2 separate regions of the Homo sapiens genome follow, and region 2 is linked to region 1. Evidence: read pairs that join two places in POLR2A ChIA-PET (ENCODE). Cell type or tissue: PC-3. All regions are shown on one strand. Links, peaks and the distances in the headings refer to the core of each region. The heading gives the core; the rest is flanking DNA. Region 1 overlaps POLN (DNA polymerase nu). Region 2 overlaps POLN (DNA polymerase nu).

Region 1 (16,190 bases), core at 6,969-9,468:
CTCATGGGTGAGACTCTGGGAAGCCATTGGGCATTATTGAATAAAACTAAGCAACAGCTTCCCTGTGTCCCAGCAGCACTAGTCACCTCACAGCCCACAGAAACCTGTGCCCACAGGCACAGGGAATGCACTCAGAGGTACAGCGTGGTTTGTAACGACTGCCACTTGGAAACAACCACACGCCTATCGGCAGTGGGACAGAGACACCAAGGGCAGCACAGTCCACAGCGGGAAACTCCACAGCACTGAGTGACACACAGAAACACAGGTGGAGCTGAGATGTAGAAGGCTGGGTAAAAGGCCACACGTAAGTCACTGTTTACTTACAGTTCAAAAGCAAAGCTAAACTACATTGCTTAGGCTTTGAAGTGGGAAAGCTAGAAAGAAAAGCAACGATGAAAAGGCTACAAAAGTCAGGGTTGCAGTTACTTTTGGCAGCAAGAAAGGGGTTCTGATAGGGAAAGCACACAGGACTCTGGAAAGTCTGTGCTTTGAACCAGGTGATGGTTATATTGGGGTTTCCTTTAAACATTTTATTTTAAAGATGCTCCTGGCATGTGCTTTAGCCTTTTTAAAAATTTGTGCAGATGTATGAGGTACATGAGAAAATGTATTACGTGTATATAATGTGTGGTGGTCACGTCAGGGTATTCAGAGCACCCATCATTCAAGTTCAATACCTTTTTGTTAAGTACAGTCATCCTACGCTGCTATCAAACACTGAATTTATTTCTTTTATTTTACTGTATGTTTGCACCCTTTAGCCTGCTTCTCTTCATCTTTGCCCCGCCCCGCCACTGCTCACCCTTCCCAGTCTCTGTGTCTATTTTCCCACTCTCCACCTACATGTGTTTTCTTAAGAAAACTGAAGTAGAGCATTTTTAAGTATTTTTTCATGCATCTTTACACATCTCTGTATTTTTGTTTTTCAAGAAACCCAAGAATTCCTTCACCAAACTACAGGGGACAATGTCCCTGTAAGAAAAACGTAACTTTTGAGGAGGATCCTGAGGAGCCATTAAAGAACTCCCCGGACACACACGCACTAGATGCTGTTTAGGTCTTTTCAATGCTTGGTTCTCCCCTGCAGGCGTCAGAAAGAGGGAGAAACACTGTCAACACCAAACAAGGAAGAGAAGAAAAGGAGAATCTACTCTAGACCTGCCACTGGGAACAACTATCTCATGCAGGAAAGAGATGGCCAGTACAAACCATCTGGAATAATAACTTACCCCAAGAAGTGCTGACGTCTTCTCCATCTCCTCTTTGTTCACCTGAATGGCATGGCTTTCCATCACTGTGATTCGAAACCCAAACCAGATCATATTTGCATTAATGTATTCTTTTTACTAAAGACTAAAATGCTTCGCTCCCTGATGAGGACAATAATGACTGCAACTGCCATTTACTCAGCACCTGCTGCATGCCAACCTCTGCACAGGATCTGTCAGGATCCCTGTGTCATACAGGCAAATGGGCGCATTGACAGAGCTGGCCTTTGAGGTGGGAGTGGGCGAGGGGACCGCACTGGCCAGCCTGGCCCTTCCCACACTGTGAATGCCCCCTGGCTGACGTGGTGCCCATCAGGACCTGCGGTCAAAGGCAAAGGCAGAAGAGAGCCCTGCATCAGTTCTTGCAGGAAGGTTCTCAAGGTTATAAGGACAGCAAACCAGAATGAGAGACAACCACTAACACATAAAACATCTAGAGAAGCCTACTCCTCCTTGGCCAGGCAGCACAGAAGGGATCCCATATGACCAAGATGTCAGAACCTCGAGTCTTTCCACACCAAGAGGGAATGCAGTCCAACCCCTCACTACAGAAAGGGAAAATAATAGGCTTGCTACCTCTCTGGTGCCCATGAGATATACTATCTACTCCTAAGTAAGGTATGGAGAAATGTTCATCCCAAACAATATGAAGAACCCTCTAGAAAAATGGCTGTACTTCATCTTTATGGTAACTTACCTGCCAAAATTGGTATCAGAGGAAGCTCCAAAGTACGAAATAGTTGCCATAAACCATAATCCTGTTTAATAGGAAGAAATAACATCAACGTCAATTTAAATATTATTGTATCTGCATTTTGTTGAAAAGCCTACTTTTTTTTTTTTTTTTGAGACAGAGTCTTGCTCTGCTGCCCAGGTTGGAGTGCAGTGGCGTGATCTCAGCGCACTGCAACCTCCACCTCCAGGGTTCAAGTGATTCTCCTGTCTCAGCCTCTTGAGTAGGTAGGACTACAGGCACCCCCCACCATGCCAGGCTAATTTTAAAAATTTTTAGTAGAGACGGAGTTTCGCCATGTAGGCCAGGCTGGTTTTGAACTCCTGACCTCAAGTGATCTGCCCACCTTGGCCTCCCGAAGTGCTGGGATTACAGGCATGAGCCACCGCACCCAACCAAAAAGCCTAAATTTTGTCGAGCTAGAATTAAGGTGACCCCTATCATGGGCATGGCTGGTCTCCCACCCAACCTCGACTCCTCTTACTTGCTCTTCCTAATGAACTCTTATTTCCCTTAAGTAGGCTATTTTATTACCAAGATCTAGTAGAGATAGTTAGAAATATAGATAGGTTCAAGTCAAACATTGGAAGTGGAAAAAAAGAAATAAAAAGAAATTCTGATAGGCCAAGCCCCATCCTCAATTTTCTTCACTCTTTTTCATTTTTAAGATTGATTTAAGCATTTGTGGACTTTTAGTCTACCATTTTAATTTCAGAATAGGCTTACTGAATTCCCAAAATTTACCAATAATTCTCATTGATTTTTCACTGCCACTATGGATTAATTTGAGGAACATTAGAATCTTTATTCCAGGCCACCTCCCCTGAGAGCATGGAATCTCTATTTATCCGGGCCTTCCTGTGTTCTTCATGAGTCTCATTGTTTTTAGTTTTCCTGCTGCCATTAGAGAGTCCCAGGCTCCATCCTCCAACTCTTGCCCTCATGTTCTCTCCTGCCCCTCCAGACCCATTCTCTGCCCTGCCCTTGCCCATAAGGCGGGGCAGGCTCCTCCAGGTCACATCACCCGGGCCACTCCTCTGCTCTCAGATGGGGCATAGGGGGCAGGAGGGAGGGAAACAGGCTGAGCTACTGCCTGTCCCTGGAGCTTTCTCCTTCTGGCTGGTTCCCTTTGCCCTCCCTGGCCTCTGGACACAGTCCCTCCACTCAGCTCTTCTTGGTGGCTCATTGCAGTGGCTGTCTGCTTCCCAGGAAGACTCTGGTTGAGTGAAGCTATGTCCATCCCACTATTAATCAAAATCAATGCTCAGCTTTTACATTAACTATGGCATTGGAAACATCCCACTTAAAAAAGAGGCTTTAAAAAATATTACAATTGTTTTCAACCTACAGAAAGCATTTTTAAAACTTCAGTTCTTATCATTCTAGACAACCCTTTTCTGAGTAATGCACAGGTTAATTTGTTCTTAGAACTCAACGTTTCGTTTCCTTCACATTCAAACTCCCTGGGAGTGCGGGTGCCAATGAAAAGACATCTCTTGTGAGCCTCTGTCAGCCAGAAATTATAATAAAATGCCTTGCCTTCAGTTTAGAGCAAAGGTCCATTGTAAGTCTGTAGAGTGTCTTCAGGTTCTCACGTACATTCTGATTCTTTAAAAGAGCAAAAGTATTTTTAAAAATCAGATAAACTTGGTGGCAGTGCTCACCACAGTCTGTAACTGACATGACTTGAAAAATGTTTCCTAGTAAAATCCCATGAGGTTTTCAATGGCAGATGTCATGTACGTGGTAGTATCACCAAACACCTCGACTAGACAAGTTCGCATCTGTAGAAAGTGCTTCTACTGCGCAAGTGCAAGCTATCCATAGCTGGACACTTCCTCCCAACCGAGGGTATTTCTTCATTTTATAGACTGAGAAACAGAACCACAAAGAAGCTTAATGTCTCAGGTACAATGATTAAATGGTAGCAGGGAGAGGAGAATGCAGACCTGGCCTCTCTGGAGTCCACAGCTCCATTCTCTCAGCCTTACCACCTTGCACCCACGCACAGCTGCTGCCACGTTCCACACTTACCCCTCCATTCTCACCCCAGGAGATGCACACAGAGGCCCTGGGAGATGACAAACAAGGGTCTGTGTTCAGCTGACAAAGAGGGAGATGGGATGAGATGTGTCCCTCAATACAGAGTCTAATTACCCTTCCCCTAACCTGGAGTGCCAGGACCTCTTCAACACCCCATTCTGCCAAACAAATCCCCCACCTCCAGCCCACTCAGACCCAATTTTCTGCTGAAGGCCTGAGATTAGAGTGAACATCCCATGGGACCAGTGGCTAAGTGCACACACCTTGGCATTGTTTTCTAGTCATCTTGCTTGTGGCTCTCCTGTGAATGTTGGGAGAACATCCTACAGAAGAGTCCCTCCATGTCAAGTTCTTGACTGCCACCTGGCAGAATTCTACCTGGCTGCCTGCAGGAGCCTTCCACACCCCAAAACTGACCATGTGACTCCTAGTTTGAATACCCCCAGGACAGGCCCAGCTCCCTGGTATGGCACAGCTGCACGAGGAGCCCCTAAATCTTCTCTGGCTCCCCACAGCCATGCCTCCTTCTCCCCAGGTTGGTCTTGCTGTCCTCCATAGAGGCACCATGTTCTCTGAGAGTCTTACCATATCCCTGCTGCTCCCTCTACCTGGAACTCTCTTCCATTTATCTGAACAATTCATGCCACCTCTTTGGAGAGAATGGTGTAACCTGTGATCTGTAGATTAATGATTAATGGCTGGACTTCCATCTCCCACCCTCATCCATGCCCTGCATGGCTCAACTACAGAGACATATCTGGCTGATGAGACATAAACAGAACTGCATCTGAGGCTGCCTCTTTTCTGCCTCGAGTGTGGATGAGTTGAACCCTGGCCTCAATTTGACCCTGGGCAAGGCACATGTACGTTAACCTTTCTATACCTCAGTTTTCTCATCTGTAAACTGGGACTGATAATTCTGAGATGGACAACTCCTTCTTTCTAATATCTCAGCTTCTGTTTGGAGAAGTCTCCCTGCCTGACGGCATGAAGTGTGGGTAGGGATACTAATCAAGATGCCTGGCCTCCCTGGTGGGGTGTAGACACATGGTACAAGGAGGGAAAGAAAACACTCTCCAAGTGCTGAAACTTTGACTTTTGGACAGAGAAAAAGTCATGGCTCAGTGCTGCCACCAAGCCTACCAGTTCCAGCTCCCTGGGACTCAGGGCTGCGTGGCTCCTGTTCTTCCCAAGGCCTGGTACTGCCTTTCCTCTGATTCTGTGGGCTACCCCATATCCTTCTGATAAATCTCTTTTTATATTAAGGGAGAGTGCATTTCTGCAACTTATAACCCCAAAACCCTATTGTTACAAATCTTCACATCACAGATGATCTGTGAGGATGAAGTACATGAGGCAAATATCCCCAGCTCAGTGCCTGGTGCCTGACACGGGCTCATATCACCTCTTACCCCCAGCTCAGTGCCCAGTGCCCAGCATGGGCTCTCATCACCTCTTATCCCCAGCTCAGTGCCCAGCACACAGCTTGGGCTCACATCACCTCTTACCCCCAGCTCAGTGCCCAGTACATGGCGTGGGCTCACATCACCACTTGCTTTGCTGTGATTGCTTGAGCTAGCTCAGTAGCCTGTGTGTTCTTCCAGCAGTGATTTTACCATGTAACTGTTCACTGACAGCTAACTAGAAAGCCTGAACAGGGTGGCCCCAACTGTGGCCACATTGCCACCACTAGACACCTCTCCTCTGGGGCCTGCTGAGAAGTCTCTCTCTCTGGGTTCTAGGCACAGTTCTAGAAGGTGTGAGTGCCTTTGTTTTCCAGATGGTGCTTCCTGATAACTAGGGGTATCTCTAGCAGGCGAAGGCCTGGAGAGAGGCCCAAGACAGTTTTTTTTTTTTTTTGAGACAGAGTCTCACTCTGTCACTCAGGCTGGAGTTCAGTGGCACAATCTTGGCTTACTGCAACCTCTGCCTCCCAGGTTCAAGCAATTCTCCTGCCTCAGCCTCCTGAGTAGCTGGAACTACAGGCACCTGCCACCATGATTGGCTAATTTTTATATTTTTAGTAGAGACAGGGTTTCACCAGGTTGGCTAGGTTGGTCTTGAACTCCTGGCCTCGAGTGATCGGCCCACCTTAGCCTCCCAAAGTGCTGTGATTACAGGCATGAGCTGCTGCACCCAGCCCGAGACCCAGGGCAGTTCTGACCATTCTCTCCACACAGACTGAAGAGTAGCCATCCCAGGACCTCTGGCACTGTGGCCACGTCACCAGCCCTAAGGATTTATCAATGAGTGGCATTCTGTTCATGGAGCAGGTGACACTGACATCAGAGAGTCATCTGGAAGAGTCACACTATGGACAGATTTCCTAGGAACAGGTGCCATAGAAGAACAGCCATCACCTATCCTTATTCAACATCCTCCACCAGAAATGCCAAGGTCACAACTATTTGTGCTGAATAAGTGAAAATGAATGTTGACAATGTTCTTTTTACTATTAGGCTATCAATAAAATAGAAAAAGCTTCCAGAAAAAATAGGATGTATTAAGGTTGATAAAACTTTATCTTAAACAACTCACCACAATATTTCTTGAGGAATTTCCATATGTGCTGTTCACTTTAACTGTAATGGATTTTTCACAGTATTTTTCTACTAAATCTTCAAAAGAGGGTGTGGCATCACTAGGATCTATAAGCCATGCAGCAATTCTGGGATCTAGCCCTATAAAATCAGCAACTGAAGAGAAAAAGGTCATTCAGTCATCCCAAGAAAAACCAATAGTTGTTTTTCCTGCTTTGACAAAGTTCTTAAGTTCAAACGAATAGTAGTAGTATTGTCATCCTCTCAAATTATAGACCTAAGGACCAAAGTGACTTTCCATTATTCTCCAGAATTTAGAACCCTTGATAAGGCAGCCTCGATGAACCCAAGTCCCACATGGCCCGTCTCTGTGGGTGTCACATTAAAGAGGCAGATTTCAAGTAGCCATAAAGGAGGGACTCCAAGCTCACTTGCAATTTGGATCTCTCAAAAACATGTTAAAAGCTGTCGAAGTCAGAGTCGTGGGTCATGCTACCTGCCTCCCCTCCTCCTTGCTCCTCTTTCCCTCAGGCATCCTCTCTGCCAAGTCCTGCCCTCCTCCAGCCTGTCACTGGGCTGTCTGGCACCATGGAGTCTGGAATCCAAGCCTCTCGAGCAAAAGGAAGAAGGGCGGGAGTTGCCTGAGCACACACGACACCCTCGTCACTGAGTGTTGAACAGGTAGTGTGTGCAAGGCAAAGATACTTTGGCATTCTCCCTGAAGTGTGGAAAATCTACAAGACAACTAATGTGTGGCGCTTTGGTACTGTGGAAGGAACACCAGGCCTGGATTCTGAATCACCCTCTGAGCCTGGGAGGCCACCTCGCCCCTTCAGTGTTAGTTTCTTCATCCAAAAACTGGGGGGAAAGATTACTGTAATTATGTGTGATATACATGAGAAAATGCTTTTTAAAAAGTAAATACAATATTTGCTAAACAAACAAGTTTTTATACCAGAACACTTTAGACATGAAGGGAGAGTCATAAAAGGCTGGGGAGGTGGGGCGGGCTAGAAATCAATAGACAAACTAAATCCTAAAGTGACTGCTTTTTAAGTTACTTTAAAATTTTGAATTGTGCCATACAAAAGTAAGGAGTTTGCCTTTAAATAAAACTATAGTCTTAGATCATATCACATTAAATATTATATGTTCAGGCATCTTTAAATTATACCAGTCTAAGAGATTTATATTTACCAAAGCAGCCAGTATTATGACTTTCTCATTTGATATCTAGGAAGGCTCTTACAGTAGCACATTTGGAGCTCTGGATAAGAGGAGCACATGTCTCCGTCAGCAGCACATGATTTTCTACAACACTGTCTGGTGATGCGGACTGACCCAATAGGACTGTTTCACTCCACTTCCCTTTTCAATGCTTTAATATTCCAAAAGTAATGGTTATCAACATATGTTTTTTAAAATCCTTGGGGAAGCTCTGACAGTATAAGAATGCTCTGGGAGATGGTCCCTATAATCTCTTGCAACTGACAAACTGAAGCCTGCCAGGACAAATCCCACACTAGGGAGAAAATGCCAGTAGCTGAAAAAGAAATGCTAACAAAATAAGATTTAAAACAAACTCAGAAAATTAAGAAAGAGTAAAACCTGTAAAAAAGTAAGTAAATCCGAATAATATACTTAGAAATTAGGTGACTTAGAAAAAGAAAAATTATACAAAGAAATGACAGAATCTAGGAGAGAAAATTTAAAAAAAGAAGACATTTCAGAAATAAAAACTAAACTGGCGCAAGACACAAAAGCAAATAAACATAATAGCTAACTACTTAAAGTAAAAAAAAAAAGAATTAAGGAAAGGGAATTTTTTGTTTGTTTGTTTTGTTTGTTTTTTTGAGATGGAGTCTTGCTCTGTTGCCCAAGCTGGAGAGCAATGGCATGATCTCGGCTCACTGCAACCTCTGCCTCTCAGGTTCAAGTGATTATCCTGCCTCAGCCTCCCGAGTAGCTGGGATTATAGGCACCCACCACCATGCCCAGCTAATTTTTGTTTTTTTTAGTAGAGATGGGGTTTCACCATGTTGGCCAGGCTGGTCTTAAACTCCTGACCTCAGTTGATCTGCCCACCTCAGCCTCCCAAAGTGCTGGGATTACAGGCGTAAGCCACTGTGCCCAGCCAAAAAAGACAGAATATTTTTTTAAATAAAAAAGAATCAAGTCCAACAGAACTTAAAAATAAAATAAAATAAAATTTTAAAAAATCTAAAAGAAATGACGAAACTGAAAATGGATTCTGGATAAAAAATGATAAATATGACAAAAAGATAAATATGAAAGACAGACAAGAAGATTCAACATATGAAATAGGAAATCAAAGGAAAGAAAACAAACGAACACAGCACTAAACACTGTAATTCAAGATGACTTTAGGCCGGGCATGGTGGCTCATGCCTGTAATCCTAGCACTTTGGGAGGCCGAAGCAGGCAGATCACGAGGTCAGGAGAGGCAGATCACGAGGTCAGGAGATTGAGCCCATCTTGGCTAACACGGTGAAACCCTGTCTCTACTAAAAATACAAAAAATTAGCTGGGTGTGGTGGTGGGCACCTGCAGTCCCAGCTACTGGGGAGGCTGAGGCAGGAGAATGGTGTGAACCCAGGAGGCGGAGCTTTCAGTGAGCTGAGATCACGCCACTGCACTCCAGCCTGGGCAACAGAGTGAGACTCCGTCTCAAAAAAAAAAAAAAAGATGACTTTAAACTACATAAAGACATATACATAATCAATACAGCGTAGTATCGACACAGAATAGACCTACAGATCAGTGGAACAGAATCAAGAGTCTAGAAATAAACCCATACATCAGTGGTTGATTGATTTTCAACAAAGGTACTAAGAATGGTGTTGGATACCAACAATGGGTGGAATTGTGGTCCTCAAAAGATAACTCCACCCAGAATCTCAGAATGGGAACTTATTTGAAATAAGGGCCTTTGCAGATACAATTATGGTAGGAATCTTGAGATGAGATCATCTTAAGTTAGGGTGAGCCCTAAATCCAATGATGGGTGTCCTTATGAGAGACAGAAAAGAAGGTGACATATAGAGACATGCAGAGGGAAAAGGCCACATGAGGATGGAAGCAGAGACTGGAGGGATGTGTCTACAAGTCAAGGAGTGAAAAGGACTTCCAGCCACCACCAGAAGCTGGGGGAGAGTCACAGAATGGATTTTCCCTCAGAGACTCCAGAAGGAACTGCCAACACCTTAATTTGGACTTCCAGCCCCCAGAACTGTAAGAAAATAAATTTTTGTTTTAAGCACTTAGTTTATGGTAATGTTACAGCAGACCTAGGAAACTAATACAGACCCCTACCTCACACCATATGCAAAAATTAACCAAAAATGGATCATAAGCCTAACCTCAGAGAGAATATGATTAAACTTGTATGAAAAAAAATGAGTAAATCTTTCTGACCTTGGATTAAACAATAGTTTCTTAGATTTGACACCAAAAACACAAATAACAAAAGAAAACACAAATAAATCGGATTTCCTTAAAAAAAAAAAAGTGTGCTTCAAAGGACATCAAGAAACTAAAAAGACAAGTCACAGATTGGGAGAAAGTATTTGCAAATTGTATATCTGACAATAAACTCATATTAGAATATATAAATAATTCTTACAAATAAACAATAAAAAGACAATGCAATTTTAAAATGGGCAAAATATTTGAACAGACATTTCCCCAAAAAAAGATATAAAAGTGGCCAATAAGCACATGAGAAGATGTCCAATATCATTAGGCATCAGTATAATACAAACCAAAACCATAAGGATGTAACACTTCACATCCACTTGGATGACTAAAATAAAGATACACAAGAACACGTATTGGGCAAGGATGTGGGGAAGTTACAGTGCTATATACAGTGCTGGTTAAAATGGTGCAGCCTTGTTGGAAACAAGTTTGGCAGTTCCTCAGAATGTTAAATACAGAGTACCACATGACCCAGCAATTCTACTTCTTCTAGATATACACGCAAGCAAGTTGAAAATATGTCCACGCAAAGACCTTTACACCAAAGTTCATAGAAGCATTAATCATAACAGCTAAAAGTGAAAACAACTCAAATGTTCATCAACTGATGAATGAACAAAATATGAATATTATTCAGCCATAAAAAGGAATAAAGTACTGATACATGCCACAACTTGAATGAACCTTTAAAACACTAGGTTAAAAACCAACAACAACAAAAAGCTACATCAGGCTAAATGAAATAAGCTAGTGACAAAAGGTTGCATATTGTGCAATTCTATTCATGTTAAATATTCAGAATACACAACTCCAGAGACAAAAAACCACAGATTAGTGCTTGCCAGAGTCTGAGAAAGGGGGGATGGGGAGTGGCTGCTAAGGAGTACAGGGTTTTTTTTTGGGGTGACAAAAATGTTCTGATATTATGTAGTGGTGATAGATGCACAATTCTGTGATTACTTGAAAAACCCCTGAATTGTACAGTTAAAGAGTGAATTTTATGGTATGAAATTATATCTTAATAAAACCGCTATTTTTTAAAGCTATACCAGAAAGCTATTTACAAGGTGTTCTTTTTTTCTTTTTTTTTTTGAGACAGAGTCTTGCGAGATCTCTGCTCACTGCAATCTCTGCCTGCCAGGTTCAGGTGATTCTTCTGCCTCAGCCTCCTGAGTAGCTGGAACTACAGGCGCACGCCATCATGCCCGGCTAATTTTCATATTTTTAGTAGAGATGGAGTTTCACCATGTTGGCCAGGCTGGTCTTGAACTCCTGACCTCAGGTGATCCACTCGTCTCCGCCTCCCAAAGTGCTGGGATTACAGACGTGAGCCACCGTGCCCAGCCAAAGTTTTTTTTTTTTTTTTAAGGGTACATACATATCTTGCAAAATTGACCCAAAACAGCCAACACCAAGACACAGTCTAGTAAAACACTAGACTTTAAAAAAAAAAAGGAAAACAAAACAAACAAAAACCTTTGGACATTCAGACAAAAAGACCAAGTCACTAATTAGGGAAAGAGAATCAGATTTTCACCACACTTTCTGAAAGCACCACTTTATGCCAAAAAACAATAGTATAGCATATTTTAGAAATACAAAGAAAGATGTAAACCAGTGATCTTATATACAGCCAAACTGACCTCCAAGTACAAAGGATTCTTCAGTATGTTTTAAAGGAGATCAATAAGGTTAAGTAAAAACCCTGTCATCCTGAACATGAATTAGAAATATCAGTATGAACTCACAGTATATTTTATCTTAAAAAAAAATACAAACATCTTAGCCTGGTAACAAAAGTCAACCTAATAGTGAGGTACATATCCAGTGACCAGATTCTGGTCTCTAAATGCCATTTTCACTAATGTAACAGGGCTCCTTGAAGAAATGGCTAATTTCAGGTCTAGAGCAGGAAATGCACAAGATGACCTGGAAACATCCTACCATACCACAAATCAAAGAAGATGCCCAGATTACTAGGTTTGTATGACAAAGGCTCACCTAACTCATCAAAGATCATGTGCAATGTGTCAAAACATATCAAATATATTTAAATCCATATGCTCATAATGATACTAAAATGAAAAAGGCTTTTTTTGATCACCTTTTGGTGATTCTATGAAACAATTCATTATTTTGAAAACGGGTAAATAAAGGAAAATAATCAAATTTTATCTTGGCTTTTCTATATGAAGTGTACTTAGGGTAACCAAATAGATGATAAAAGGGGATTTCTCTTTATGTAAGTGTTATAGCTAATAAATGAAGAAAGCATAATAGATCTTAAATATCACCATGTTGCAATTAAGGAACCTAGACAATGACAAGCAGTAGCTTCTAACATCACAAAAAAAGATAAACATCCAAACATTATATACCTCCTGACAAACGTATACAACACTTATGTAGTCTTTCTCTCCCAAATCTAACCTGAATCTGATCAGGCATCTGGATCTAATTGCCAATTTACAGGAAATAGAAGAGAGATAACATATTAAATGAGAAGAAAGAGATGTGCTCAGTAAAATCCAGACTGTGAGAAATTCTACAGGACAAACAATCTGGTTTCTTGAACACCAAAACAACTGCAAGAGTGTAAGACAGAGGAAGGGAGAACATATAGATGAAAAGAGGCTTAACAAATACAAGCACACCTGGCTGGGCGCGGTGGCCCATGCCTGTAATCCCAGCACTTTGGGAGGCCGAGGCAGGCAGATTACTTGAGGTCAGGAGTTCGAGACCAGCCTGGCCAACATGGTGAAACCCCTCTCTACCAAAAATATAAAAAATTAGCCAGGCATGGTGGCACGTGCCTGTAATCCCAGCTACTCAAGAGGCTGAGTCAGGAGAATTGCTTGAACCCAGGAGGCAGAGGTTGCAGTGAGCCAAGATTGCACCATTGCACTCTAGCCTGAGTGACAGAGCGAGACTCCATCTCAAAAACAAACAAATAAACAAAAAGAAATACAAGTTACGGGCTTTGGGCCCCAGTTAAAACAAACTGTAAAAAAACAAAACAAATAAACAAAAACAGTTATAGAACAACTAGGGAAGTGCAAACACTGACTAGACAGCTAATAATAAAAAGAGATTATTGGTAATAGAGTGATGTTACCAAAATGGTAGAACACAAGAAAGCCGGCTTCACTCTCCTTCACAGAAAAAGCAAAAACCAATATACAGCACCAAGATTATCACCAGCAATATCCCAGAACCCAAATATAAGGATGACACAGTTTCCAAGGCCACACAGAAGTGAAAAAACTCCATGCAGACAGTAAGAGAATCAGACTTTATGTCCCTTCCCCAATCTGCCAGTCACCAAACATGTAGAAAAACTTCTCCCAATTCAGTTACTAAACTGAAAAAAGTGAGACTGAGGTGGACAATCAACTTTCCCATCATCTTGGGCCCCCTGGCAGGAGACCCGTCCCTGCCACAATCCACAGGAAGCATCATGAGTGTCTGAAGGGAGAAATATCCCTGAGGACAGCCAGAAATGGGCAGTGGTAGAGACTAGCAGACACTCGGCTCTGTACCATAGACAGAGGAGACACCAAATCAGAAAGGCTGGTCAGTAGGACCATGTTGTAGGAGGTACATCCTACAGGTCCCCTGGGCATGAACTCCCGGCTAGCCTTCCCATACTGCGAGGTATTCCCTTAGGGACTTTCCTCATCAGGGATGGGGAGCGCTCTGAAGTTTGCTAGAGCCGAGGCACACCTGGGCTTAAGGTGCCACCTAGTGCTGAAAAGGAAGCAAGGACCTAGCAAAAACAAAAAGATATTTAACAGGTATATTGACCAAAAATCTCTGAGCAAACATACCTAATAAAAAACCAAAACAAACCAGACAGAGAAGATTGGAACAAAAAAACGAATCCTTCAATGCAAAGAAATAGACGTACATTCACAAGAAATAATAGCAAGTGGGGAACCATGACATTCTCAAACCAGACAAAGCAAGGAGCCAGTGACTGACCTTAACAGGATGGCGACAGTGAAGCTCTTTGATCAAGAATTCAAAATTGCAGTTTTAAGGAAACTCAGTGATCTCTAAAATAACACAGAAAAACCCAGAAATTAATCAGAAAAATTTAACAGAGGTTGACTTAATTTAAAAAATCAAACAGAAATCCTGGAACTGAGAAATATATTTGCTGAACTGAAAAATTCAATAGAGGCTCTCAACAGCAGAATGGATCAAGCAGAGAAAACAATCAGTGGGTCTGAAGATAGACTACTGGAAAAGACACAGAGGAGTAAAAAGAAAAGAGAGAAGAGAAAAGAAGGACACCTATAAGATATAGAAAATTGCCTCAAAAGAGCAAATCTAAGAATTAGTGGTGTTCAAGATGAAGCAGAGCAAGAGCAAGGAATAGAAAGCTTATTCAAAAAATAATAACAGAAAACTTCCCAAATTTTTTGTTTGTTTGTTTTGTTTGTTTGTTTGTTTAGATGGAGTCTTGCTCTGTTGCTCAGGCGGAAGTGCAATGGTTTGATCTTGGCTCATTGCAACCTCTGCCTCTTGGGTTAAAGTGATTCTCCTGTCTCAGCCTCCCGAGTATCTGGGATTACAGGTATGTGCCACCATGCCCGGCTCACTTTTGAATTTTTAGTAGAGACAGGGTTTCACCATGTTGGCCAGGCTGGTCTCGAACTCCTGACCTCAAGTGATCCACCCGCCTCAGTCTCCCAAAGTGCTGGGATTACAGGCATGAGCCACTGCGCCTGGCCCAAATCTTGAGAAAGATATAAATATCCAGGTAGAGGAAGGCCAGAGATCAAACAGATTAAACCCAAATAAAACTACCCTATAATCACCCAAATATAACTACCCTATATTACACTACACATATAATAAACAAGCCCCCAAAGGTCAAGGACAAAGAAAGGACCCCAAAAACAGCAAGAGAAAAGAACAAATAACATATAAAGGAGCTCCAATTCATCTGGCAACAGGTTTCTCAACAGAAGGAGGGAGTGGGATAACCTATTCAAAGTGCTGAAAGAAAAGACAACTGCCAGGCTTGGTGGCTGACACCTGTAATCCCAACACTTTGGGAGCCCAAGGCAGGAGGATTGCTTCAGGCTAGGAGTTCAACAGCAGCCAGGACAACATAGTGAGACCCCTGTCTCTACAAAATAAAAATAAAAAAATTATCTGGGTGTGGTAGAACACACCTATAGTCCCGACTACTTGGAAGGCTGATGCAGGAGGATCACTTCAGCCCAGGAATTTGAGGTTACAGTGAGCTATGATCACACCACTGCATTCCAGCCTGGGTGACAGAGTGAGACCCCATCTCCCTGCCAACCCCTCCCCAATAAAAAGGAAAACAAAACAAAAGACAACTGTCACCCAAGAATTCTGTGCCCAGCAAAGCTATCCTTCACACGTGAAAAAGAGATAAAGCCCCAGACAAACAAAAACTGAGGAAATTCATCACCACCAGACCCATCTTCCAAGATATGCTAAAAGGAGTTCTTCAATCTGAAAGAAAAAAACACGGGCCGGGCGCAGTGGCTCACGCCTGTAATCCCAGCACTTTGGGAGGCCGAGGTGGGCAGATCACGAGGTCAGGAGATCAAGACCATCCTGGCTAACACAGTGAAACCCCATCTCTACTAAAAATACAAAAAAATTAGCCGGGCCTGGTGGCGGGCGCCTGTAGTCCCAGCTACTCGGGAGGCTGAGGCAGGAGAATGGCGTGAACCTGGGAGGCGGAGCTTGCAGTGAGCCGAGATTGCGCCACTGCACTCCAGCCTGGGCAACAGAAGGAGACTCCATCTCAAAAAAAACAAAAAACAAAAAAACAAAACAAAACAAAAAAAAACCACGAACATACAAAAAGAAAACATTTGAAGGATTGAAACCCACTGGTAAAAGTAAATACACAGACAAACTCAGCATACTCTAACACTGAAATTGTGGTATGCAATCCACCATAACTCCAGTGTGAAGATTAAAAGATAAATCTATAAAAAACAGTAATAGCTATGGTAACGTGTTAAGAGATGGGCCATATAAAAACACATAAATCGAGGCAACAAAAAGTCAAAATGTGTGTAGGGGGTGGAATTAAAGTGTAAAGATTTTTTAGTT
Region 2 (16,190 bases), core at 8,213-10,712, 85 kb before region 1:
AGTGGCTGAGTTCCGCAAGCATGTGAGCAGGTTCAGTGACCACAGAAGCCTGGGTCTGGGCCCTGTCCCACCAGGAGGTTCTGTGTGGCCCTGGGGATGTTGCCTGACCCACATTAAAGCCCATTTCTTCACTGTATATTAGGAACAAGAGCCCTTATCCTCAGCTGGGAGCCCCATGAGCTAAGGCATGGGAAGTTCTAAGCAGTGTGTGGTTTCTACTTGGTGCTCAATATACACTCATTCCCTCCCATTTTCCTCCAGAAGAGAATAATAATGTAAATAGAGAATGAGGAATCCATGAGAACATCATCCCTTGCTCGACAGTGGGATCCTAGGGAAAGCCTTGGCCCTGGGGAGTGCTGTATCCTTGGAAGGAACCCCAGAGAGACAAGCAGCCTGAGGACCTGCCTTCCTGGGGGAGCATGGCCGGGACCAGCAGTGGTCTTGGCTGTCCTCTGTGATAGGTAAACTCTAGGGTTGTACTAGAGGGTGCTCCAGGGACCTTTGGACAGGATGGTGCAGAAGCATGGCCCAGGGGGTGAAGGTGTGGGGTCTGTGAAGACCAGGGAAGAACCCTCTGGAGGAATGGGACCGACCAGTCTCTCTGATCCAGCCCTCCTTTCAGCCAGGCCACTCCTGGCCCTGGCCAGCTGATGGTGTAGCAGCTCTGGACAGAGAGAATATTCAAGTCTTAGGAGAGTGAAAAGGCAGGTGTTTGCTTCCATTGCTTTGTCAGCAAGAGTGGGAAGGTCTAGGGTGCCCTGTTCTCCCAAAGTTTATCCCGGCAGAAAGGGATAAAGTCATAGTCCTTCTATGCCCAGGACTGCCTGATGAACTGGCACCATTTGGCTGGAAATGAAAAATCTCCAATATCTCTCTTAGGGCTTAAGATCTATTATTGTGATATATTCACAAATAAGTTATGTGTTTTGCTACACTTTGCTGAAATAATTCATCTATGACTCTTTCTTTCTGTCAAATTCCAACCACCATCCTCACCTAGTGCCTCAGCTATGGCACTGCAATGGAAAATTCCATTGGCTCTCAGAAAGAAATCAGATGGTGGCCAGATACACAAGGCTGGCCAGATGGGACTTTCTTTGAGTATCTTCTTAGACAAGTCTTTTCTCACCTCCAATCTGCTGTTAAGCCCATCTGGTGAATTTTTTATTTTGGATATATAGTTTTCAGTTCTAGAAATTCCATTTTAGAATTTTATTTCTTGAAGTTTTCTTTTTTTCATTTATTAAGAGCATATTTTCTTTTACTTCCTTGAGCTTAGTAATTAATAGAAACTTTAAAATCCTTGTCTGTTAATTCCAACATCTGGGTCATCTCAGGATCTGTTTCCATGATTGCCTTCTCTCTTGAGTATGGTTAAGCTATTCTGTTTCTTCCTGTTTAGGAATTTGGGGTTATATATTGGATATCATGCATGATATACGTAGAGTTTTAGATCCTATTATATTCTTCTAAGGGGTGCTATTTTTTTTTTCCTTTTGAGACAGTGTCTTGCTGTGTTACCCAGGCTGGAGGGCAATGGTATGATCATAGCTCACTGCAGCTTTCAATTCCTGGGCTCAAGCAATCCTCCTGCCTCAGCCTTCTGAGTAGCTACAGATGTATGCCCACTGTGCCTGGTTAAGGAGTACTAATTTTTTGTTTACACTTTTTATATATTTATTTTGAAGTGTTTATTTAGGACAAATGGTTTTTAAAAATGTATAAAAATAATTCACATATAAATCCAACTTCTATATTTACATGGTCCCTTAAAAGATTTTCATTTTATTATCATTAAAAATGTATTTCAACAATCTCCACAGTACTCTCAAAGGTCAGGAATTTTAAGATTTTCTAATAGAAAAATTTTAGTATTTATCTACAGAAAAATAATGAAACTAGGAATTATATCGTATTTTAAAACATAATGTCTCAACTATGCTGTGCCACATAAGAATAATCTTCACACTAAACTATAATAATTCCAAGTGCTGGCATTTTCGTTTATGAACAAAGCACAAAAATATCTCATAGAAAAAAATATTTCATCATAAAAAACATAGAAAGTTGAATGCTTCAAACAAAAATATCTGAGGTCTGATTTCACAACATCCAGTTTCCATATCCACTTTGTAAACATATACTCAGTATAGGTTACCAACTTAAATAAAGCCTGTTATCACTGAAAGAAGACATAGTTTAAAAAAAATTCAGTGCAAAAATACGCATTAGCTAATCAACTGATCTACAACAATTTTCATGAAAATCACAATTTGAATCCCATAATATAAAGTGATCCTCTAAGACTTTAATTAAAAATAAAAAGCTGTACAACAGCCATCAAGTTTTCTTTTGTTACTATTCTCTAGTAAATGCTTTTTTTTTATTAGCTTTTACAATGTCATCAGGTGATGCTGATTTGAAGTCAAATGGTATTATCGCTACAAGAGGACTTATTTCTTTGTCCTTTACATCTTGAACTTGTCTACTATAAAGAAAAGTCTTACAGAGGTCAAGGGTGCGTCGCTTGCAGCTTTTTAGTGGGTAACGAAGACACAGTGTTGAGGCAAAAGCTGAAGGTCTAGCAGCAACGGCCTTGGTCCGAGACAGAGAAAAAGGTGGTTTCCTAGTCAGACAGCCTTTATTGTTTTTCTCATTATCCTTAGCAAAATTGGATTTCTTCCCTAGCTTTGAACTTAGAACTTTAGTTCGTGATGAAGGAGCAATGGATTGGTCTACTATAGGCTTTGGAAGAAAATCTGGGTTTTTTTTATAAGGACCCTAAGATCAATATTTGAATCTATTCCAGGAGACCTCACTTCAGATAAACTGACCTCAAAGGACTCTTTCTTAATCTGAGAGTTGTATACATCAATTGTTTCTGCAATCAATTCAGAAAGTGACAAATTCTCAAGGTCTCTTGTGGGAGAAGCTTTAGGAAATGCCAATGACAACATAGATCCTGTTAATTCTGATATTCCTGGTGAAGACTGACAGTGATTTGCTAATTGTGACAGGGGAAAGGATCCCAAACTTAGATCTGTGAAACTGACAGATGACTGGTTACAAAGGTCAGACAAAGTAAAGCACTGGCTTATATTGTTTTCTTTGTGTTCCCGAAACAGTTCAGTTAGGGATGGACTTTCACACTGGGAAAACTGCAAATTATCATTTTTAAAAATGTAATTCTTGGCACTTTGTTCAACTAAAGAAACACTTCCAACTTCAGTTTCTTTACTAGCATTTAAATTATCAACAGTCATATTTTCCAACAAGCTAGTTAAGCACAAAGGATTATCTGAACTTCCTAAACTGTCCTGTACTGGAATGTTTTAAAAATCAGATAGTGAATTACTTTGAATATATGAAGAATTATTCAGTGTTGTGCTCTTTATCATTATGGACTTTAAATCTGGTATTTCTTTGAATGCAGAATCATCTTTGGAAGCACATTCAGATGGATGAAGTCTCAACAAATCAGCATCTAGGTTCTTTGAAAGCAGACTTTCCAGACTGTCTGTAGATGACAATCTGACTGATGGCTGACTTTCACAGGAATCTCTTGACATATCAGGAATTAAGTTAGCTAGTGAAAGTTCTTTTGTTAACCTACATGATTCTGGTTTCTTTTCACTTTTAAGTCTGTCAAGTTTCTTTTTCCTATGGAGTAAACAGTGACTTGGAACTGAAGAATTATGAGATAATCCATATTTTCCTACTGAGCTAGAAAAATCAAAGGGTTTGCTACTATAATCCAAATGATTTGCTAACTGAGGATAAGAACTTTGAACATTATCAGCTGAAACTTCAGAAGAAGAAAATAAGACTCCTTACCTTTTGCTATCTTTCCTGTAGATACTCTTCCCTCATTCTTGTCCTTCAAATTCTACATGCTATCTTGTTCCAGAACCTCTGACAAAGGCTTCTGCACATCAAACTTGTTCTTCAGAACTGATTCAATCAATATTTCATCTGGCACAGCATCTCCAAGTACTTTCTCTCATGTGATCAAGGCATGAATAAAAACGAGCTTGATTAAATCCACTGAGCTGATGGTTCGAAACATAATTGAAAGATTCTTTCAGATCTTCATGATCGTATTCTTCTATAGGCTCAACGGAAGGTTTGTCACGCTGTGAATAAATAAACTGAGCAGCTGTTGATAGCAAAATACAAGAATCATCCTCTACAGACTGGCCATGGTGATCATCATCTTCAAGATCTTCATCGCAGTCACAGCCTCGAACATTCCGATGCTGGGCCATGACGGTGGAGAGGGCGTTTGCTACAGCCCCTTAACTCCTTCCAAAACACTCCGCTTAGATACTGATAAGGTGCCAGCTCAGGAGTACTATTTTTAAAGGGGCACTTAGTTTGGCTAAAATCAAACTCTGTCTCCCTGTAGTGGGAAAACACTGAAATCTCAGGTCAGTCCTTTTTGCCTTGGCTTCTGGGTTGTTTGAAGTCTGTCCCATTCATGCATAGTTAGGGGTCAGCCAAGGATCTGAGCAGAGTTCAAACCTAGAATTTGGCCTCATTTCCTGGCTCTCTTCTTTCTAGAATTTCTCATTTCACTTTCCAGATCCTCTGGTTGTCCAGAACTCTGTCCTCCAGTTCTTCAAGCTAGTAGGATTGTATGTTCTAGCAGAGTTTCTGTCCCCACAGCATCAACTGAGGTTTGCCTTCAGGTGAGGGTCTATAGAATGAGAAATTCACCAGTGCCATTCCTTTCTTCCAGGTGTCAGCTGACCTCCAATTTCTGTTGCTCTGGTCACTTCCCAGTGCCTCTGGGTAGTTGTCTTTTTATACATTTTCCACAGTTTATAGTTGATCCCTGTGTGAGGGCTGCTCCAATGGGAGCGACTTGGCCATAACCAGAAGTCATGCCTTGCTTTCTAAATACTTATGGCCAAGGGAGAATCCCTTTCCTTTCTTCTATGGAGCTGTCGGGATCTCTGAAGGGCAGCAGGTGGCCCCGGTCCCCAGGCATAAAGAAAGCCCATCCACAAGAGAGCGGACGGTGTGGTGGCTCCACAAGCAGCAGGGACGAGAGACTGAGATGGAGCCTGAGGGTCTGGGAGGCCTTCCAGGCCCTGGATCTTTGCTCCTCACTCCTTGGACACCCTTAGCAGTGGGACTGTCACACTCAAAGGCCACTGTCCCTTCCCCAAGCAGGATGGCTTTTGGCTCTGTGGGGACTTCTCTGTCCCATGCTTCCGCTGGACTGCTCCTTCTTTTCATAGAACTTGTCCCCACACTGTGATTCCGTTGATCCTGTTTCACACACAGGCCCTGAGAGATCTGCATGCTGGGGACACTAAGTACTCCATACCTCTGAAATCCTACACGAACACACAATTTGACTCTTCCCACAGACGGCTAACCCTATCCGGTGGGTACACGTGAATCTGTGTGTGTGTGTGTGTGTGTGTGTGTGTGTGTGTGTGTGCGCGCGCTACAATTTGACGTTTAGCAGGGACAGTCTTCACTCCCTTCACTCCCTTTTCTCCGAGTGCTCTTCTGCCCCACACATATTGCTAACAGGCTTTCACTCCTGTTTATGTCTCTAGGGCTGAGCAAGTGCCTGCACATAGTGGGCCTGTGGGAACATGGGCTGGTCTAGCTGGAACAGACCTGACATTGAATCCTACGCTGCTTTCAAAACTCAGCTCGGGTGTTGCTGCTCTGGGCCAGCTCCTGGACTCTCCCAACTCTCCCTGGGCTGGGTCCCTCCCCTGGCTCCCTTGGCACCAGGGACTCCTGCAGATGCACTGATGGCACAGTGCTGTGCGCCCAGGCCTCCTCCCGTGTCTCCTCTGACAGGTGCGAGCCCCTCGGGAACAGGCACTGAGCCAGGCGGTGTGCCCTCAGCACAGGCCTGTGGGTCACGTGATGACTGGATGTGGAGGCAAGCTTCAGAGTCAGGGAATCATCTGAGAAGACCCAAGGATTTGACTCTAGGAGCCATAAACACTCAGATCAAGACCCGAGGAGTCAAGAGCTGCTTCCAGGAGAAGGCAGGTTCCTGCTGGGCTCAGCAGCAGCTGTGCGCAGGGCCGTCAGGCTGGGGACGGACATTTGAATTCAGTTGACTGATGGAGGAGCAGTGAGCCTGTGAGCCAGCCTCTGGGGTCAAGGCTCCCAGACAGTGGCTGCTCTGTTACTCCATGTGTTCCCTACCAGCTCCCCCACGGTGGCTGCGGGGACTGAGCACACAGACCCTGCACCTTCTGGGGCATCTCCCCTGCCTCTCACAAAGTCCTGCTGCTTCCTCTGCTGTATTCATCACAGTCTTCACAATAGTCATGTCACCGATTTCTCAAGAATGTGTAGGAATCATGCCTTGCCCCATGCCCTCAGCATTTGTGGGCCGTTCAGAGGTATGTTATGTGAAAACACGTCACTACAATCCGCTGAAAGCTGGTAGGTGCAAAGCTCCTCTATGGAGTTTCCAAAGCGCCCCAGCAGCCTGGGAGGCCTGGCAAGTTGACTGGCTTCCTCAGTCCCAGCTCATGTGACAAAGTTTCAAACACAAGGAGAACAGAGACCAGCCTAAGCCCACAGCAGTGGATACACAGTAATTCCAGCTGTCAAGCCAGACCGGAACAATGGGAACAGCAGAGCCGGAGGCTCAGGGTGGGAACCCTTGTCACTGTCACAGCTAAAAGCAGCCAAATTACCCTTTTCAACATTATGGCTAATGACTCAGTGCTTATTTACAAAATGTAGCTCTTTTCCTCTCCAGAAAAAAAAAAAAAGTGAATACTCCAGAAGGAGCCAAACGGGTGGCAGAGAAGACCACCTTTTTCTGGGTAGGTGGGGGCATCCATCCTGCTGGAGGACAGCTGCCCCACGGCAGGTGCTCGGCACTCTCATTCTCCATCCCTCCCTCCTAGCTGGATTTGGGGTGGCTGCCCCCACTGGGGACAAGGCCGGGGCTGCCACAGGAGACCTACAGAAGCTGCTCAGTCACTTGGAGGCATTTACTGACATGGCACAGAAGTGAAGTAGGACTCAGACGTAACGGCAGATGACAGAGATGAGAGCTGACTGTGTGCCAGGTATGGCCCCATGCACCCTATGAGAGCATTTTCCCAGGAGGAGATGGCACAGGGAGGCGGAGGGCCTTGCACAAGGCCACACAGTCAGGAGCTGATAGGGTTGGGGATCAAGCCCAGGCTGCCGGGCCCAGGACTGGGGAGGTGATGTCCTGCCGGCAGAGCAGAAGCAAATGTTATGTTTGCAACACAAGATGCAGCAGGATGCAAGGCAACAAACTCTCATATAATTTGGCAGAGTGATGCCTTCCCCCAAGACAGAGGCCCCAGGGAGGTTCAGGGGTGCAGCACAGAAGAGGCTGAGAGGAGGCAGTGGACCAAGCAACTCTGAGGAGAATCAATCCAATGTCACACTACTGTCACTCACAGAACCTAGTTCTTTAAAACAAAGTTTCTTAGTCTATTTTCCAAAAACCATGTATACAATCAAAATGTTTTCAAAAGTGGAGCTGAGACCACCAAGTCCACTAATTTGTTCCTGTGTCTTCTCTGTGCCAGGCAGTGAGCTAACGTGATGAGCTCCTATCTTTGAGGTACTCATGTTTGAGCTGGGGCATGAGACCATGAACAGGCGAGTGGGTGCCCAAGGTGTGAGGCCCATGTGGCAAGGAGCTGAGACCACCTCCGGCTGACAGCCAGCAAGAAACAGAAGCCAGCCAGGTGCGGTGGCTCATGCCTGTAATCCCAGCACTTTGGGAGGCCAAGATGGGCAGATCACTTGAGGTCAGGAGTTCAAGACCAGCCTGGCCAACATGGTGAAACCCCATCTCTACTAAAAATACAAAAATTAGCCGAATGTGGTGGCAGGTGCCTGTCACCCCAGCTACTCAGGAGGCTGAGGCAGGAGGCTTGAGCCCAGGAGTTGGAGGTTGAGCCAATTTTGTGCTCAATGCAGTGAGCCGAGATTGTGCCACTGCATTCCAGCCTGGGGGATAGAGCAAGGTTCTGTCTCCAAAAAAAAAAAAGAAAGAAAGAAACAGAAGCCAACAAAGTGGATCCTTCCCCAGTCAAGCCACAGATGTGATCACAGCCCCAGCCAACACCCTGACTGCAGCCCCTGCAGGGGACCCAGCTATGGCATGCCCACACCCAGAGAAACTGTGAGATAGTGTGTATTATTTTAAGTTACTACATTTGTGGCAATTTGTTACCTAAGAAATGGGTAACAAATACTGTGGTTGAGGAAGGTTGCACAGGGGAGAGTTGAGCACAGGTCTGCAGAAGTGAGGGATGGGTTCTGGTGGTACAGGGGCAGGTGTTCCCATAGAGGGAAGAGTAGTGCAAAGCTCTGAGGTTGGAGCTGGCCTGGCTGATTGGCTGTGGTTCTAGACAAGCTATCCATCCACAGTTTTGGGGCGGGGCACTCTGGACGCTTGTTCAACGGCACCACATTCTCAATGGAGACTGTAGGGCAGCTCTTAGGGACAATCTACTATGTGCTTGCCCCGTTATTCTTCCACTGAAGCTTGTTTGGTTTTGCTGCCTTTCTGTGAATAAACAAAGGGTTTCCATGGCAGGATGGTGAATCTTCTTTTCAGGGTCTTTGCACAAGCCCTGCTACCCAAAGAAGAACTGATCACAGGGAAAAGGAGGTCTGAACAGGCTTAAGAAGGAGCTGGCTGGCTGGGGAAACTAGGCCATGCTGATTCAGCATGACCCAGGGCCAGAAAAGAATTAAAAAATCCCAGACAGCCCATGTCAGGGAGTCCAAGGGAGAGTAGAAGAAGGGTGAGTGGAAGAGAGTAGAAGGCCTGCTCTGACATGGGTATTGGGGCTAGGGGGTAGGGGGAAGGAGGGAGAGGAGCAGAAACAGGAAGGGAAGCAAAAAGGGGAGGGGAGGGAGAGGCTTGCAGAAGAGGCCCCAGGCAGCCCAAACCTCTGGCCTTCAGTCCTTCCTGGCCTAGCCCCGCTTTCTCCTATCTGCTACCCCTGAGATTGGACCCCTACTGCTCTGCTCCCAGCCCAAGGCCTGGCTCTGCCCTCTCTGGGGTGCTTTGGCTGCATGGCCCAGCTGGGTGAGCTCTGCCCTAGGGAGATGGGGTGCATGTTGAGATGTGGCAATGAGTCCAAGCGCTGCACACCTTGAGGCTATCTAACTTTATAATGCCTTGGCATGTGTGTGGACGAGGGTCTCCTCGAAGGTCTCCAAGCACAGCAGTGGTGCCTAGCACAGTGGTATGGTGTAGGGGTGGAGCCAACGGCTTGGTCACACTTGACCTGCCCAGCTCCGCGGCCTCCCCTGAGAGGCTGGATGTGACTCTGAGCAGGTCAAGGCATGGGGTGGTCTGGCCAGTGTCTGGTGACTGCAGGTGTCATCAGAGCATAAACAACACCCAGGGACTCACAGACGATTTCTGAGGCACAGCCACATTTAAACACAGGCACACAGCTGCCAGCTTACAGGTAACCCCGAGACCCCAGCTCCCGGCCCGCAGCCTACCTGCTCCATAGACCACCGCGTACACCACCTTCTTGGTTTGCTCTCTGTCTGCGTGTGTCACCTGTTCCACGGGCACATCCTTCCTGCATGGAGAGACCATGTGTGAAGTTCAGGCACAGAAGGCACTGTCAGTGCAGGGCAGACAGTCCAACCACACACCCCACCACTGTGCTTCCTCTGGAAATTCCTTATGCTTTCATGGTGGCCGGCACACTGGCAGGGGAGACATTCCATACCTGTGGTGTCAGCTCAGCAAGGGCCCCAGGCAGATGCCTTCGGCGAGGCTGCAGCAGCTGCTGCCAGCCAAGCACCACCCCACGTTCCCAGGTGTCCACAAATCAAAACCCAAAACTGCTTTCACCAAAGGCATGCCCATCCAACTTCAGGAAAGGCCGTTCCCCATATTGGGGTGCCTGGGCCTGGGCCACGTCTGTGTCTGCTGCAGTGGGGGAGCTGGTTTCTAGGCCTATCTAGTCCCACTGCTTGACTGGATGAACAACTCTGTCCTGGCCTCCCACAGACAGAGGCCATGGGGGTGAGCCCCACCCTGGAGCTACAGCATTCAGATAGAATAAGGATCAACTCAGCATCTGACTGGCATGTGAACCACAGCAATCTCCAGAGATTAAAGCTGAGACATCTGAGTAGCACAGGAGCTCCAGAGCACTCCCAGCACCACCAAGAGTCCCTCCTCCTCCGAGAGCACCTTCAAAGGACAGGCAGCCTGACATGTACCCTCGGTGCCACCTCCTGCCTGCTGCTTTTGTAAACATCCTTATCATCTACACCAGGCCTCCCTGATGGAGTGGGCATCTCAGATTCAGAAGCCGAGAGAAAGAGAGAGAGAGAGAGAGAGAGAGAGAGAGAGAGAGAGAGAGAGACACACAGAGAGAAACAGAAAAAGTAACAGAAACTTCTCCCAATCTGTTTTGTGGATGGCTTTGTGCTGGGGCCTCCTTCATTGCTTAGCCAGGCTTTTCACAGCTCTACCTTAGCCTTCACTTCCTACTTGCACTGAGCATAGAGACCAGCCCCAGGTGAAAGCTCAGGTCTTCTTAGATCTTTTCTGAGCATGCAAGCTCTCTGCGCATGTATGGTGCTTTCTACATTTCCCGATATCCACAGGTACTTTTGAATGCCCTAATTTCCAAAAGCATCTCTCTCCTCAGTTTTTCTTCCAGAGCTTTCAGTGCTTCATTGTTTGCCTCAACTATAATTTTTAGCTCCAGGAAGCTGCAAGTTATTTGCCTTACAATGTTTCCAAGCAACGTCTGCCACTCTTCTGCAGCAAGTGGGTTCTGAGTTAGGTGAAACAATGACAAGTGCCTGTGGCAGCCCTTCAGGCAGCCACCAGACTGGTGAGAATAAATACCCACTTCTTTTCGAGTAAGGTGTGCTCTGCCTCCAGAAGCAGGGACCAGGTCCCATGCTAGGAACATGCTGCTGCCTTCAAGATTGGGGGGTGGGAGGAGGGCAGACAGAGTCATCACCAGGCTCTCCTACCATTTTTTTTTTTTTGAGACAGAGTCTTACTCTGTCACCCAGGCTGGAGGGCAGTGGTGCGATCTCGACTCACTGCAACCTCTGCCTTTTGGGGTCAAGTGATTCTCCTGTCTCAGCCTCCTGTGTAGCTGGGATTACAGGCACCTGCCACCATGCCCAGCTAATTTTTGTATTTTTAGTAGAGACAGGTTTTATCATGTTGGCCAGGCTGGTCTCAAACTCCTGACCTCGTGATCAGCCCGCCTTGGCCTCCCAAAGTGCTGGGATTACAGGCGTGAGCCACCGCACCAGGCTCTCCTACCATTTTTAAGTTTTTTCTTATTTTTCTTTTTTTAGAGGTAGGGTCTTGCTTGTTCCCCAGACTGGTCTTGAACTCCTGGTCTCAAGGGATCCTTCTGCTTCAGCCTCTGAAAGTTGAAAAGCTGGGATTACAAGTGTGAGTCACCATACCCCACCTGCCTTTTTCTTGATTCAGCATTTGCTTGGTTGCTGTAAACCTTTGCCTATTTTTCAAAGTTTTGATGAAGTTGGTTGAGACAGTTTTGTTAGATTTTTCAATGTTTCTTTGGGGGACAGGCCCATGGGGCTGTGTACCCCACCATTCTTGCTGACATCCCAGACTTCACTGATTTTTTGCCACCTAATTTCTAAGTACCAATGCATTTCCAGTTTTCCCCCTTTTCCTGCTGTGTTAAGCTATTTTGCCACCTTGTTTAGCCACCCTTAAACTTGGCATTGTTAACAGCTATATTTAGATAAGAAGCAAAAAGCCAAAATGGGCTGGGTGCAGTGGCTCATGCCTGTAATCTCAGAACTTTGGGGGGCCTAGGTGGAGGGATCATTTGAGGCCAGGAGTTCGAAACCAGCCTGGGCAACATAGCAAGACCCTGTCTCTACAAAAATGAAAAATAAAAAATTAGCTGGGCATGATGATATGCCCCTGTGGTCCCAGCTACTTGGGAGGCTGAGGTGGGAGGACTGCTTGAGCCTGGGAGGTTGAGGCTGCAGTGAGCCATGAGTGTGCCACTGCACTCCAGCCTGGGCGACAGAGTAAGACCCTGTCTAAGTGAATAAACAACTACATGACATTTTTGTAGACTATTTTATAAAATATTTTTAAACTTAACCAAATGAAAATGTATCATAGAGGTCTTGGTAAGTTTAGATTGATGCCAGGTACATAAGCAAGAGAAGGAGCTAGAATGATCCATGGGTAATGGGTTAGCACTGGAGACATCAGTATGAACTCATGATAAGCTCCATGTTGATGCACATGGTTACATAGAGAAATATCTAAAGATGTGTGTATACACACAGGTTGGCATGCATGCACAACTTCTTGTTCTGTCAGCTGAGAGGGCCTAGAAGCAACCTGCTCAGTAGCAAAGAGCACCTAGCACCAGAACTTGGCCTTTAATAGCCATTCTCCAGTAAAAAATGGGGCTCCTTGGAGAAATGGCTGATTCCAGGACTGGGGCAGGAAACATACAAGATGAACCTGGAATATCTTTTAGTGCCAGAAAGCAAGGAAGTGATAAATGTGTGTGCACATGCACGTGCGTGCGCACACACACACACACACACACACACACTGAAGAGGTTAAGTCAAGGGACACAGGAGCCAACTGAAAGAGGTCCCAATGGCCAAAGCTGGAACAATTTAAGCGAGAAAACAAAAAATAAATTGTATTATAGCTATCCCAAAGTAAAAAATAAATATTCATGAATCCATACGAATTTGGATTCAAAGGATTAAATAAATAAATGGGGGAGAACACAGATCTCCCACACAGAAGAAATCCAAATAATGTATATAGATACCCTGTTCTTAAGAAGACAAAGGGTAACCCCCAACTCCTTAATTAGAGGCTATGCTTAGTGACTTGCTCTCAAAGGGTACCATGTGGAATCGGAGTAGAAGAGAGTATCTTTATAGTAGAGAAACCTGACAAATACGCTGTCACCCAGGTGACCCAGGTCAGCATCAGCAGGGGTAAGTCCTGTTGACAGTGCAAGTCCCTGATTCAGTGTGAAGGGAACGGCCCTGCACCTCTGTGCTCTTCCTCCCTCAAACCCCAAATCCCAGTCTAGTCATGAGAAAAACATCGGACAAACACCAATTGAGGGACATTCTACAAAATACCTGACCAGTCCTCCTCAAAACTGTCAGGGTCATTGAAAACAGGGCAAGTCCAAGAAAGTGTCGCCATCAAAAGGAGCCTACAGAGACTGTGACTAAAAGCAGTGTGGTGTCATGGAGGGGGTCCTGGAGCAGAAAGGGGACAGCAGGGAAAGACTGAGGAAATCCAAGTCATGTGTGGACTTTAGTTTATAATAACATACCAGTATTGGGTTCATTCATTGTGACAAATGTACCATATTAATGGAAAACATTCATAACAGGGAAGCAGGGGTGGGATATATGAGAACTCTTTGTACTATCCTTGCCATTTTTATGTCAATTTAAAACTGTTCTAAAATAAAAAGTTTATTTAAAAAAGTGATCCAGTTCAAGACCAGCCTGGGCAACATGATGAAACCTTGTCTCTACTAAAAATACAAAAAAATTAGCCAGGTGTGGTAATGTACACCTGCAGTCCCAGCTATGTGGTGGGCTGAGGCAGGAGGATCACTGGAGCCCGGGAGGCTGAGGCTGCAGTGAGCTGAGATTGTGCCACTGCACTCCAGCCTGGGTGACAGAGTGAGACCCTGTCTCAAAAAAGAAAAAAAAAGAAAAAGAAAAAAGAGAGAGAGAGATCCAAAAATTATGCTAGGGTTCAAATCGTTTATATGGTATGACTTGATTTTAAGTCATAAAATTGCAGATAAATAGTGGGGGAAAGCCCACAAGTAAGTCTAGTGGGCTTATGGAAATCTGGTTTTTGTTATTTTGATAACTGGTATTTAAATTTTTTGTAACCAATGAAAATTATAAAGAAAAAATTAGCCATAAAAAATTCCACGGTAAATACAGGAGAGTCAATAGCTTTCCTACTAGTAATAAACAGAAACTACAATAAAAGAAAAGGACCACACTCACAATAGCAATAGAAACCTCAACATACCTGACAATAAGTTTAAGAAGAAATGCACCAGACTTTCATTAAGGAAGGGGGCATTAAAAGACACAGTGGAAGATGTGCTGTGCTCCTGGACAGGAGAATACAACAGTGAAAAGACATCAACTTTGCCATATCCAGTTTTACCTTAGCACACTTTCAATTAAGGTATCGGGAGGACTGGGGGGTGAATACTTAAGAAAGCAATTCTAAATTTCATCTGAAAAACAAACCAAATGAGAACAGTCAGGCCAAAGTTAAAAAGGGCGAGTAATGAGGAAGAACAGGGAAAGGTACACAAAACTCAATACTGATGCAGGAGTAAAAATAGATAAATCAGGGGAAGCAAAGAAAAAGCCCCAAACAGGCTGTAGTATATTTTAAAACATGATTTGGCATTTTAAATCTATACTGGGTTGGAATTGACTAATTATTTGGGAAACTATGAAGTTAAATGCCTACTTCCTATCATACACAAAAATAAATTAGAAGCTCATTAATGTAAAAACAATCATGAAAGGATGATGTTGAAATACATATACAGAGTAGAACAGAGAGCCCAGTGGCAGTGCTGGGGCTCATGGGCCTTGGTGTGTTGCAGAGGTGAAACACTGGACGTGGCCCCATGCATTGACCTGGGACAACTGGCTCACCATGGTGGAAAAAATCAAATTAGATCTTTGTTGCCACACAAATCACAAAAATGGGGTCCAGATTGAGTACATGCCTAAACATGAAAAAAAAAAATCAAAACTGAAATAAGGCTAAAGAAAACAAAGAATACATGAGTCTCATAAATAGGAGTGTGTTGAAAAGAAACACAAACAATACAAACCATACTAAGAAATGTCTTTTTTTTCAAGGCAGCTGATTAGATGCATTTCAAGCATGCCTCATCCACTTAAAAGAACCAAAATGCTATGTAGACAATCACACTTTGAATACATTATCCAAGACAGAACACAGCAGTTCAACAGAAAAGCAAAAGAAAACTCCACAATCTAGGAAGAAGGAAAACAGGCAGCCTGCATGGCCCGGACGGGCTGGGAACCAGAGTGACTCCCCAGTACCGGAGGGGGTGATAATCTTTCTGTGGTCCACTTTCCCACTGGGGGATTGTACAATCCAGGCCATAGGAGAGCACCTTAACCCTCCCCAGTCCTGCTCCAGGGAGGGAACATGCCCTGGGTCCCACGTCCTTCCTAAGACCTAAGCAGCTAGAGTAAGATGTCATTCTTGGTCCTAGCTTTTAACAGACTGTGTGGTGCCATGAAACAATGGCGTTAGGCCTAGGCATTAGGAAAACTTGGGCTGCTGCTTGTGGAACAAGGGTGTGAGCAGAGTGTGAGCTCCCACAACTAGAACTGGGAAGCAAGCATGGCATGGGCTGCAGCCACCATCGTTGAAAGTAGGCACTTCCCCTGGGAACTGAGCAGGACGAGAGTAGCTGTGGAGGCTTGGTCTTGAGCTGGGTAGGGGCTCTTATGCCCCAGGGCTGAATTGTGGGTTAGATGTGAGCTGCCAGGTCTGACTGAACAGTGAGTCAGCTGTGACAGCTGGGATGGGGGAGGATGCCTGGATTGGACTGGGGTGTGAGAGGGACACAAGTTCCCCACTCTCCAGCCAAGGCTGTGATCACTGGAACAGGCCCTAACTCCCACAGCAGGACCTCAGCATAGTGGCTGTTGCCCTTCACTCAAACATTTCACCAGGGGCCTGGGGATTGCCATGCCCTCCCTAGCCCTTCACCAAGGCAGGTGCATGCACTTTCCACTGGGGGGCACTTAACACTGGGGGTCCAGCACAAGTTCACCTGGTCTGGCTGTGCCTGCCTTCATCCCCAACAGAGTGCAGGATCCACGGTCCTGGGGGTTCCACAACCCAATTTACCACCTGGGACACTCAAGCACTTTTCCAGGGGGGCAGAGGTCAGGCATAAACACCCTACCATTACCACCTCAGCTGGCTCCTACCTGCAAGTGCTGCCTGCTGGCCTGGGGGCTGGCCTGCAAAGCCCATTGCAACCACTGCCAACACAAATGCACAGCACTTGGGACCCAACAGAGCATCTCACAACCACTGCTACTACCATCACTCAAACCATCCTGGCTGCCCAGGAGCTCGAGA

Evidence for each region. Peaks named below come from ENCODE experiments on the same cell type or tissue, not always from the same donor. Only the 100,000 strongest peaks of a DNase experiment are listed, where the experiment ranks them.
Region 2: POLR2A ChIA-PET joins it to region 1 with 6 read pairs; 2 of 35 experiments call an interaction of 5 or more read pairs at or near these places.

Annotation. Positions count from the first base shown.
Region 1 is chr4:2,172,723-2,188,912 of GRCh38, forward strand. POLN (DNA polymerase nu) reads right to left here. Exons shown (of 26, transcript NM_181808.4): 8 at 6,586-6,743; 9 at 3,544-3,612; 10 at 1,969-2,029; 11 at 1,233-1,297. Among named protein-coding and RNA genes, the nearest start is that of HAUS3, 61 kb to the right of the region's middle. RefSeq lists an enhancer at 723-1,922 and a silencer at 13,709-13,881. In PC-3, for the core only: no CTCF peak of the experiment used is centred there; no DNase peak of the experiment used is centred there.
Region 2 is chr4:2,086,350-2,102,539 of GRCh38, forward strand. POLN (DNA polymerase nu) reads right to left here. Exons shown (of 26, transcript NM_181808.4): 20 at 9,502-9,584. It also overlaps the pseudogene LOC100419959. Among named protein-coding and RNA genes, the nearest start is that of NAT8L, 35 kb to the left of the region's middle. RefSeq lists enhancers at 6,436-6,936, 6,937-7,437. In PC-3, for the core only: no CTCF peak of the experiment used is centred there; a DNase peak (open chromatin) is centred at 9,722.